Linked DNA regions of Homo sapiens: region 2 is linked to region 1. The links are chromatin loops, found by intact Hi-C in ENCODE. Cell type or tissue: gastrocnemius medialis. All regions are shown on one strand. Links, peaks and the distances in the headings refer to the core of each region. The heading gives the core; the rest is flanking DNA.

What was found. Peaks named below come from ENCODE experiments on the same cell type or tissue, not always from the same donor. Only the 100,000 strongest peaks of a DNase experiment are listed, where the experiment ranks them.
Region 2: a loop joins it to region 1, with 3 times the contacts of the local background. A loop is called at or near these places in 4 of 110 quality-filtered maps.

What each region holds. Positions count from the first base shown.
Region 1 is chr9:70,078,253-70,083,635 of GRCh38, reverse strand. All of the region lies in intron 2 of MAMDC2 (MAM domain containing 2), which reads right to left. Among named protein-coding and RNA genes, the nearest start is that of MAMDC2, 37 kb to the right of the region's middle. In gastrocnemius medialis, for the core only: no CTCF peak of the experiment used is centred there; DNase peaks (open chromatin) are centred at 2,306 and 2,925; H3K27ac peaks cover 2,051 bases.
Region 2 is chr9:70,011,119-70,016,501 of GRCh38, reverse strand. No RefSeq gene overlaps it. Among named protein-coding and RNA genes, the nearest start is that of MAMDC2, 30 kb to the left of the region's middle. In gastrocnemius medialis, for the core only: no CTCF peak of the experiment used is centred there; a DNase peak (open chromatin) is centred at 2,481.

The DNA of each region.
Region 1 (5,383 bases), core at 220-5,219:
ATGCAGTGCCTGACCTGGAGCTCTCTGGCTTCTTTCAGTGAGAAGTGCCATCCTTCTCTTCAGTTACAACTCCCTTCTGACATGTGACTTATTGCTTTTATACAGAATAGATTGTCATAAGTGGTGGATTGGACAGGACTTGCTTTGGCTTAGGAGACATATTATATCCATGCAAAAAAAATTTTCACTGAACTATGGATCCCTTAATTGCTTTAGCTATAGAATGAGCAACACTTTTTTTTTAATAAAAGCAACGATATATGAACTATTTTCCAAAACTCTAGTACAAAACAAATATAACTTTAAAAAATGAAAATGAGAGAATCCCATAGATATACACTGTAAAATGAAAATATTGATTTATTATAGTACTGCTAAACATCAGTGGTACAATATAAAGAGAGAAGGGAGGGCAACAGTGGGCAAACCACCCATTCATATCTGAAAATGAGACAATAGCAGCCACTGCTGCCTTCCACAGTTTTCAAAAGTTGGCCAGGTTGGCTATTATGCCTTCTGATTTTACTTATAAAATAAAATGTCCTATGATTCCTTTTTGTTTTTTCCATCTTTAGCAGGAGATGCTAGGCGCTAAACATGCTTTGAAATTTTACAGATGATAGGTAGTGTCTTCTAGAATATTTCCATTGTATCTTAATTTTTTTTACATTTTCAACATTCCTTTTGGACAATGTAGTGGGGGAGAGGCATTTATTAGAAAGTTCTGACTTGCAGGTGGCATTGTATTATGCGCCAAGAGTGAACCAGATAGAGGAAGTTGCTCCTTAAGCTTGCAGGTCTGAAAGAACAAGGAATTGCCTCTCTTCAAAGGCAAGTAACTTCCATGATTGACACTTTTCTCTCATCAGCCCTCCAACAGTAATTATGCCAGAAACAGACCCAAACCTGGGCTAGTCACTTGTAGCAGGCTTTCTGGACATAAGGCTGTAATCACACCTGACTTTCCTTTCAGATAAGAAGTCCAGCCACTTCTTTAATTTATCGGATTATAAGGTAGAGGATATATATATTTAAAAATACCCCAATAGTCTTGCAGAGGTTAGAAGATGATAGCACTCCAAACTAGGAACAATTGAGTAAAAGCATAAAAAACTAGTGATATTAAATGAAAGACCATCCTTTCATTCACTTTTTAAATATGTGAATTACAGACTTACTTCCATGGGCAAATTATATTAGACTGAAGCTTGGCTTTTGAAGATGCCTTTTTTAAAAGAGTTTTTTTACCTAATGAATTTGACATTTCCAGAACAACTATAATTCATAGAGATTTCTGTAGCTTACATAAGGGCTGTTACCCACACCATCTTATCTGAGCTCCCCAGCAATCATTTAAGAGGATATTATTATTCCATGTTCTCTATATCATTTATTTATTTATTTATAGAGACAGGGTCTTGCTATGTTGCCCAGGCTGGTTGTAAACTCATGGACTCAGCCACATTCTGTATATCCTAACACTTCACAGTCTGTATCAAGAAGCAAGATGGAAATTCCTGTATGCATTTGTTTCTTCTCTTTTATTTTCCCTGCCCCACAGGCCTAAGCCACACTCATCTTGTGGATGACACTGGAGCTGTGACAGTCTGTTCTGTCCAGGCAGGGTGTCTTTTATTTTTATTGGAAATAAGATTATCACAGGTAAGAACATCTGGCATAGGCACAGTAGGTGACGGGTAAGAATTAGGTGATTTGATTGTAATTGGTTAGCTTCCTTAGATATTCCCAGGAGGAAGTAATGGCCTCAGGGGGCCTCCAGAAAAAAAAAGATCTCATGAAATTTCTTTCGCTTAGTGGATTGAGCCTGGGGCTAGCTCATATGATGACTATGGGACCTTCAATTTGCTGAATCTATCCACAAGCTTCTACACTCTTTGGGAGATTGGTTAAAAGTCTCTCGAAGACACCAAGACTTCAAGAGAAGTCTTGAGTTCTTCAGAGAAGTCTGGAGAAGACTGAGAATTTGTAAGGCAGTTTCATTGTTTTTGAAGGGTTTTTTAATATCCCCTAATTTTACTTGTGTTGGTCTATCTGTGGAAATGTGTGGTATGTACACACACACAAACCATACTACAGACAAACTCATAATACGAAACATTAAAGTTTTGTTTCTGCTGTTCTGAATATGCTTTGGTGCATGGAGACCTGGCAGGACTATAAAAATAAGGTATAACAAACTCATCCCAAGCAAGGGGCAGGAGAGGACAGTGCCTCCCTGGTCATCAATTACAATGACACATTCAAAGCCTAAGTCAGCTCTCCACTCACAGATTTGGACATTCCCTCCCCCTCCAGGACGGTTCTTGTGGCTTTCCATTGCTCTTGAGCCCAAGATAAACATCCTCAAGATCTGACTTATCATCTATCACTAGACCAAACCACATTACCTCATTTTCCTCTTCCCTGCCTACTCCCAAATTAAATCTTACTCCTGGCCTGCCCTTCTTCCCCTTCCCTGTCCCATCAAGCTCTCTCCTTTGTGTCAAACAAACAGCTGACAGTCTCTCTTCAGCCAGACTCTCAAAAATCAAACAAAAAAAGGTAATTTTCAGCCCTATGTAAACCATTTGGCTCAACAAACATTTATTATTAAGTGCCTACTTTATGCCAGGCAGAAAACAAAAACACATCAAAGGGCCTACCTCAGTGAGCTGACAGTCTACTGTGGAAGTATTATGTTCCAGGGATGCCTGAGTCAGGGCACCTAACCGGACCAGTAACCCCAAATCTCTCTTCATTTGACAGTGGAGGATTTTTAAAAATTAGGTGTTTCCACACTGTTTTTCACAAAATAGGAACTAGACCTGTTTGGGGATTAAAACCTTCCTGACCATTTAGAAACTCTGCAATATTTTCCATTCCTCGATGTTCAGTTTGCACTTGGCCACAAGACGTGGTTTAGGAAGAGCTGTTGGCCGCTAACTCAACACAGATTGGCAATGACACATGGAAACCTAGGAAACTGACTGTGTAAACAAACAATACTCCCAAATACACACACGGCCCAACCAACTGCCCCTGCAAACCCCACCACTGCAGAGCAAGGCACTTTTTTCTTCCTTTTTTCTTAACAGAGGACCTTAAGGTAAAAAATAAAAATAAAAATTTCCAGCAACAGGAAAATGATTAAATAGATTATGATCCATATTACAGACTGTTAGGCAACTATTTAAAATAATGAGTTAGATCGCTGTTGACCTGGAAATGTCACATGTATGAATGTGCAGATCTCTATAGACTTGGAAATGTCACATGCATGAATGTGTGTGGATATATGTACACATACATGTATAGTGCTACAGCATATAAAAACATAGGTACACTTTCATAAGCTTTAAAAATAATGTTTCTACATACATAGAGTGATTGTGGAAAGATGCATGCAGCACGCTGCTTTGATAATATTAGCTACCTCGAGGAGATGGGAAGAGGAAGACTATTAATCTATTAATTAGTCATTTATCCCCCATATTCTGTATTATTTGAATGGTCATAAAGGCATGAATGGTTTGGTCATTTAAAATAACCAATAGTGTATTAAAGCAAAAACAGGAGATGGAGAAAATACTATCTGCCCTACAAAATGAATGATACATTTAAAGTGTTTCAACATACACAAAGTAAATAAGAATAGTATTTTGCAATAACACTTGTAATTACACAACATCTAACCACCAAGAAGCTCTGTTTGCAGACAAACTTTCATTCAGTTTTAATCGACTGCAGCTGCACATGCTCCCACTCAGCCAGATAAAGGGCAGGTGTGTTTTGCTTATGTTGGGGACAGGCCGAAGGCACACCTGTCAAACAACTTCTGCAAGGTTGCACAGTGAGCTGTGGATCCCAGGGAAGTCCTCTGAAACTCACCCATTCATGTGTTCATGCTGGGTCTCTGGTTTGCAAAGGACAGATTTATTATGACATCTGAGAATAAACAAGTAGCCATTTTCCTATCAAAAACTCAGAAGTGGCCATTACATGTGCAGTTTAGAAGCAATTAGTCCAGTGCTCACAAATAACTCATGGAGGCTGACCAGAAAGCAAACCCCCTTGGCTTTGATTCATAACCCCCCAGCAGACCACCCACACTGTATGCTTAAGGACCATGTGTGCTCATCAACAAAACAATAAGATCTGACAGTCTAGGGCTGTTTATACTCATGGTGCTCTGCTGGGTGGCTCACTCAGTAGGAGAGAATAGTTAAGGTCATTCTTATAGCAGTTTATAATGTCATGAATTTGTTCCTTGAATAAGCCCTTTGAGAGCTTCTGTGTCTCAACATCAGAAAATCATCCTAGATCCATACTTGTACACAACAGTCTGTGCCAGTGAGATTCATTCTTTTGGGAGCTCTGCTAATAATGCACGGTAAGTGAGCCAATAGTCATCTATAGCATCTCAGGGCTTCCCCTTGGGGTGGAGGGTCAGGTAGAGCATGGTTTATTACCAATGAGTGTGCATCAGAGGCCAGGAGTTGGTGACCCAGTTGGGTGTCTTGACAACAAAACACACTAGCTAGGGGGAGGCTGGAGTGAAGACAAATTCCAGAAGATGGCTCCCTCTGTGCTAACCCTGAGGTCTTGGGATTCTCAGATGGACAGTTTGTGAAGTAAAGATCAATTGGAGCTGGTCACCTGAAGCAGGCTGGGTTTGCTGTGGGCCATCCAACATCCCCACTTCCTAAGGAGGTAGAATTCCTAAGGGAAGGAGGGCAATAATTCTGAGTGTGCGAGGCCTGGGGATGAGGATTTTTGTTGGCAGGACATGGCAGCTTGCATGATAGGCTTGGCTACCCATTGTTTCTTAATTAACAGCTGAGAAAAGAAAAGAATTTTCATTGGAGGAACGCAAATCCTTTAAAATTTTCAGGTCCAGAGAGATATTAAAAGGAGGTAGCAATTACATCCTACTCCCGGCTTTGAGCTATGTTTTCATGTCTTGAAACTGCTTGCTATTGCCCAGATAGCTATAAATTAACCTAATCATGCTACACAGGGTACTACAACCCACACCCTATACCTTAACAATGTATATAGCCAATCACTAATCAACATTGTTTTTGTAAACCAATAAGAATTCCTAACTTTGTGTTAGTTCACTCCGTGTCCCCTTTCTTCACCTTTAAAAACTTGCTTATAACAAAGGTCAATGGAGCTCATACCCAAGGTTGCTTGAGTCTGAGTCTTCTGGGCAGCTGTCCTCACTTGGCTTGTGAAACGTTTAAATTATATTTTGTGCCTCAGCCTCTTCACTTTAGGTTGACGTAGCATAAAACATTATGTGGGCACTTTGAAAAATACCACTGAAGGGGCCTAAGGTAAAACATGAACATTCTGAAGGAGAGAAACGGGGTAAGAGGGA
Region 2 (5,383 bases), core at 152-5,151, 67 kb after region 1:
AAGTATCTTATATAATTTTCTTGCAAAAGAAATCATTCAGACGTATTTGCTAGAGCAAGCAGTCCATGTAGTACTAAACTAGCTAAGGACATATTTGAAGGAGCATGGTGGAGAGGCCAGTGGAAACTCTGAAATCAGGGAGTTGGAGCAGCTCCATCAACTGCCCAACTGGACAGCCACCAGGACCACTTCTCGTAGAGGCTTGCAGGAGACAAACTGTGGCAATGGAAAGAACTAAAAGATTAGGAGATACACACACACACACATACATACATACACACACACACAATCAAAACAAAACCAGTAACACTACAACGTCTGAACAAAAGGCCACTTTTAGGAATTATTTTTTTAACTGGACAACTCCATTTGTACCATGAGGATCAGTATAAAAGTCCAAGTTGTCCCTGCAATTAGAAAAAGATGCTTATATCAAATATCCTCATCAAAATGAGAAGAACTGAAGTGACAGCATTATGTAAAGCCATATAGACACAAGGTTACTGTTGGGGAGGAAAGATGTCTTTCCTCACTAATTTCTGGGTTTATGGCTGAGGCCCCTATAACAAAAGGTAGAAACAAGAGAAAACCATACAAGTGTATTTAAGTTTTACATGATATAGGAGGCTTAAGACCCAAAGAAACAGGGAAACCTATGTATTTTTATGCTAAGTTTAATGAAGAAGTGGATAGCTGTGGCAAAGTATGTTTGGACAAAGAGTGTATGATCTAATGGTAATAAACTGGGAGGATCTTAGCAAGGCCTGTTTGTTCAGATTCTTCTCTGTGCCTCTGTGTCTCTAGAGGCAAGGACATTCCTTTCCTGTGGGTATAGGGGAGCACCTCTGGAATGAAGGTTTTATGACCTGCTTTAGGGGAGTAGAATAAGGGAAAGTGAGAGTGATCTTCCTGCTTCTGCTGTTTTTCCAAATGCCAAGCTGCCATATTTTTGAGTAACATGTCCTGAACCCCATCAATGCATTTCATTCATGTAGCTACACAAACACACACACACCAGCTACATATGGTTCTACTTGGTGTTAGCACATTACATATATTAACTCTTTACCTTTCCCAAGAGGTAGGTTTTAGGTTTTATCACCTCCATTGTCAGGAGATATAGAAGTTAACTAACTTGCTTGGCACACACGTGTGTCAGTTGTTGAGCTGAGTTTCCAACCCAGGTTTGGGTAACTCTTTTGTAAAGTATGCAATTTCCACTTGGCCATATGAGTCAGAGAGGTGTATGTAGAAGAAAGACTTGCAGATACCTTGGAAGCCATGAAGAAACAGGGATTTGAAAAAAGCATGCTTTGCTGGCATGGAAGAAATTAATCCCACATCTTCTTTTCCCTATTACTAAAACCTCCTTACAATATTGAAGAAAATCTTGCATGGTTCAGTTTTGACACTGGCCTGAAAAGACTCTATTGGCTGCTTATTTAAGAAATTTATGTTAGGCTGGGTGCAGTGGCTCACGTTTGTAATCCCAGCAGTTTGGGAGGCCAAGGTCGGTGGATCACCTGAGGTCAGGAGTTCAAGACCAGCCTGGCCAACATATAGTGAAACCCATCTCAACTAAAAAATATATAAAAATTAGCTGGGCATGGTGGCTCATGCCTGTAGTGCCAGCTACTTGGGAAGCTGAGGCAGAAGAATCACTTGAACCTGGAAGGCAGAGGTTGCAGTGAGCCGAGATCACGCCACTGCACTCCAGCGTAGGCGACAGAGTGAGACTCTGTCTCAAAAGCATAGGCCAGAAGCTAAAGAAATAGCAGCTATAATTGAGAAGCAGTGCAGGGGTAAGAATCTATTTATAGACAAGGAGGCTAAAGCTGGGGAGGTTGAGGGACTTACTCAAGACCACCCGTGGGCTGTGCACGGTGGCTCATGCCTGTAATCCCAGCACTTTGGGAGGCCAACGTGGGCGGATCACAAGGTCAGGAGATTGAGACCATCCTGGCTACATGGTGAAACCCCGTCTCTACTAAAAATACAAAATAATAATAATAATAATAATTAGCCAGGTGTGGTGGTGGGCGCCTGTAGTCCCAGCTACTCAGGAGGCTGAGGCAGGAGAATGGTGTGAACCTGGGAGGCGGAGCTTGCAGTGAGCCAAGATCGCGCCACTGCACTCCAGCTTGGGCAACAGAGCAAGACTTTGTCTCAAAAAAAAACAAAAACAAAAACAAAAAAAAACCCAACAACAACAAAAACACCTGTGAAGAAAGGGCAGGCCTAGAAACTAAACCCAGGTCATCTGGTGTGAAGTCCAGCATCCTTTTCTCTGAATCTTCTTGGCTTCCAATTGACCATGACACCACTGCATGAGGCTAAGTGTGGCTTGCTTCCCCAACACATCCTGGCAGCTGCTATAACAAGCAGCCTCTGGTGCAGGTGCACTTTAGCTCAGTGAAAACAGCTGGAGGCTCTTCCTGGCAGCTTTGGAAGGAAAATTTCCCCATCTGTTGGCACGAGTGCATAACAGGTTTTGAAAAGTGCAATTCAGAGCACTTCTGCTCCTGATTCCCTCTAACCAAACACATGTGTCAGGCAGGTTGCCTGAAGCCCCGATGGGGTGTGATGAACTCCAGGCTGTGTTGTGGTTGAAATGATGGTGATGTAACTGAAGATACCTGGCCTCAATGATAAATGGGGAAATATGTTTATCTGGTATAGTGGTTTGGACAGAGAGAAAGAGAAAGAGATTGATTGAGCTTGCAAGCAGAAAAAGATTCAGATAAAGAAAGAATACTGGGCCCACTTTTTTTTCCAAAGGATTTATAATGAGCTTGCTTATGAGTCATCTGCATCTGAAAGTGAACCCATTTCCTTCATATTGGAATCCTGCAATGCCAGCCTTAAACCAAATTGTGAAATAGGCACTGTTTACTACCCTCATCTTTCTTTCTGCTTTTCATTCTGCCTTCCAAAGCCCTTTCTTCCTGTCGTCCATTTTTGCAGTGAGGCCAGCCTCCCCAGTCCCCATGCCAGGCATAAGATTCTTCTTTTCCTCTACCTCATCCTCCATCCAAATGCAATTGAGGAAGAAAGCAAAGCAAATGCGATTGATTCACATTAAGTTGTTAATGACTGGCTGGGCACAGTGGCTCATGCCTGTAATCCCAGCACTTTGGGAGGCCGAGGTGGGCAGATAACTTGGGCTCAGGAGTTCAAGACTGGCCTGGACAACATGGTGAAACCCTGTCTCTACCAAAAATACAAAAATTAGCTGGGCATGGTGGCTTGTGCCTGTGGTCCCAGCCATTCAGGAGGCTGAGATGGGAGGATCACTTGAGCCTGGGAGGAGGAGGTTGCCGTGAGCCAACATAGCACCACTGCACTCCAGCCTGGGTGACAGAACAAGACCCCATCTCAAAAAGAAAAAAAAAAATGTGAATGACTGATGGCCTTCCCAAGGTACTCACAGTTTAAGAATTGGCACACTCTACATAGTAAATTTTAGAAAAATTTTCCTCAAGATCTGAACTAGTTTATCTTCACAAAAGCAGACGATTACATTGAATTTAAACTTCCAGTCTCAATACATATTTAAACACTAACCCACTGAAAAAATATTTATTGGCTACCTATGAAATTGAAGGTACTGTGCTGGGGATGAGCTGGTGAAGAAGGAATCCTTCCTTGTATATATTACAGTAAAAGAACCTGCAGTCACCATTAGGAGGAGTCCATTGGTCACCCAGGGGCAGCACTGTTCTATTGGTCCAGTGCTTTGTCTGTGTCAGAGAAGGAGAAAGGGGGAGGGCAGGGAGACTGGAAGGCTCTGCCAGAAGTGCCCATTCCTGTTGGCTTTGTTCCCCACTCCCTGCCTGACCCCTGAGGCATTTGAGTTTACTATCCTGGTCTGAGAAGATATTCTTGCAATAAATATTAGATATATTTTATAATGTTGGAGATGATTTTATAACGCTGGAGATTTTTGTTAAAATATAAAACAATAACAAAATGTTAAAATGCAAAATGTTAAAATATAAAGCGATAACAAAACATTAAAATGCAACATTGAAAAATGAGCTTCCTTAGAGCATGAGGTCACCAAAAGGATTTGTTCCATTCGCTCTACCTTCCCACCCTCCTAAACATGTGTGTGCTAAAAATTAGGAGACCAATGTTTTATTTCTCCTTTTGTGTTCCTTGCAACTTCTGTGACCCCAGACAAGTTACTTTGCCTTTCTAGGTCTGTTTCCTTATCTGTATAGAGAGAATTTGGATTCTAGAACAGTCAAACCCTTTTAGGTCAAATAGTGTTCTAACGCTGCTGTAATTCTTTGCTGTCTCACAGACTCCAGCGAGATTTTAATAAAAGACTTTGGCGTTTTTTCACTGGTTACATGACTCAGGAATCTATCCCAAAGAAATACAAAATAAAGGTTGTCAGAGAAAACAGCAGACTTTCATTTCCTGGGTAAAATGCTTCCTCTAGGACCAAAGAATCCCATTATAAAGAAAGCCCAAGGAACTATAGAAGGGTAAAGATCAGCAGAAAGCATAGCTGATCATATGTAGCGTATTTCTAAAAGTGTAAGTTCATATGTACTAGCTGCTTTTTTGGAACCAAAAATGAAATTTAAAGTGTCAAAAGTATTTTTAAAGTTATCTTTTATGTTTCAGATCTCAAAATCACTAAATAAAAATATGGCTTGTCTCATAAGGCTATATTAACAGGTTTCCAAGTAGACAATTTCCCCTACGTAGTTTGAGACTGAGGTCTAGAATTAGGTACTTAGCACAGAAAGGGGAAACTTTTGTACTAGCCTCTCCCTTACTAGAGGGTGGAGAGGTTATGATTCAGGAAAAAAAATTTGAAGTCTCTTAGAAGTGAGTGGCTTTTTCAAGAGAAAAAGGAATGATGAGCACGCTCAGTGAGGTTTATAGGTGACAAGTCCAAGACAGGAAGTAGCCTGGTGACAGAGGCCACAGCTGGTGGACTAGTCATAAATAGACCAGTGCTTAATTCCCAAGCATGGGCCAGCTTGCAAGTCCCCCTCTCCACATACTGCTATCAGGGATCTATGTATGGGAAAGAGGATAGAAGAAATAATTAGAATCACAAGATACTAGTTAGAGTGTTAGAACCAAAAGAAAATCCAGAGACTTGCTAGCTAGTGTCACTATCTGATTACACAGATGGAGAAATGAGGCCCAAAAAGGGAAAATACAACCTCAAGCAACTCCCTCCTAGCATAACTGGCTTCCAAACCCAGGTCTTCAGACTCCTAGTCAAATTCACTTTTCACTCAAAAAAAAAAAAAACAAAAAACAAACAAAAAAAAAACCTTCTTTGAGCAGCAAATCCCTAGGTTTAAAATACTTACAAATACATGACCTAACCTCCCTGAGCTTGCCTGCATGTGGACAA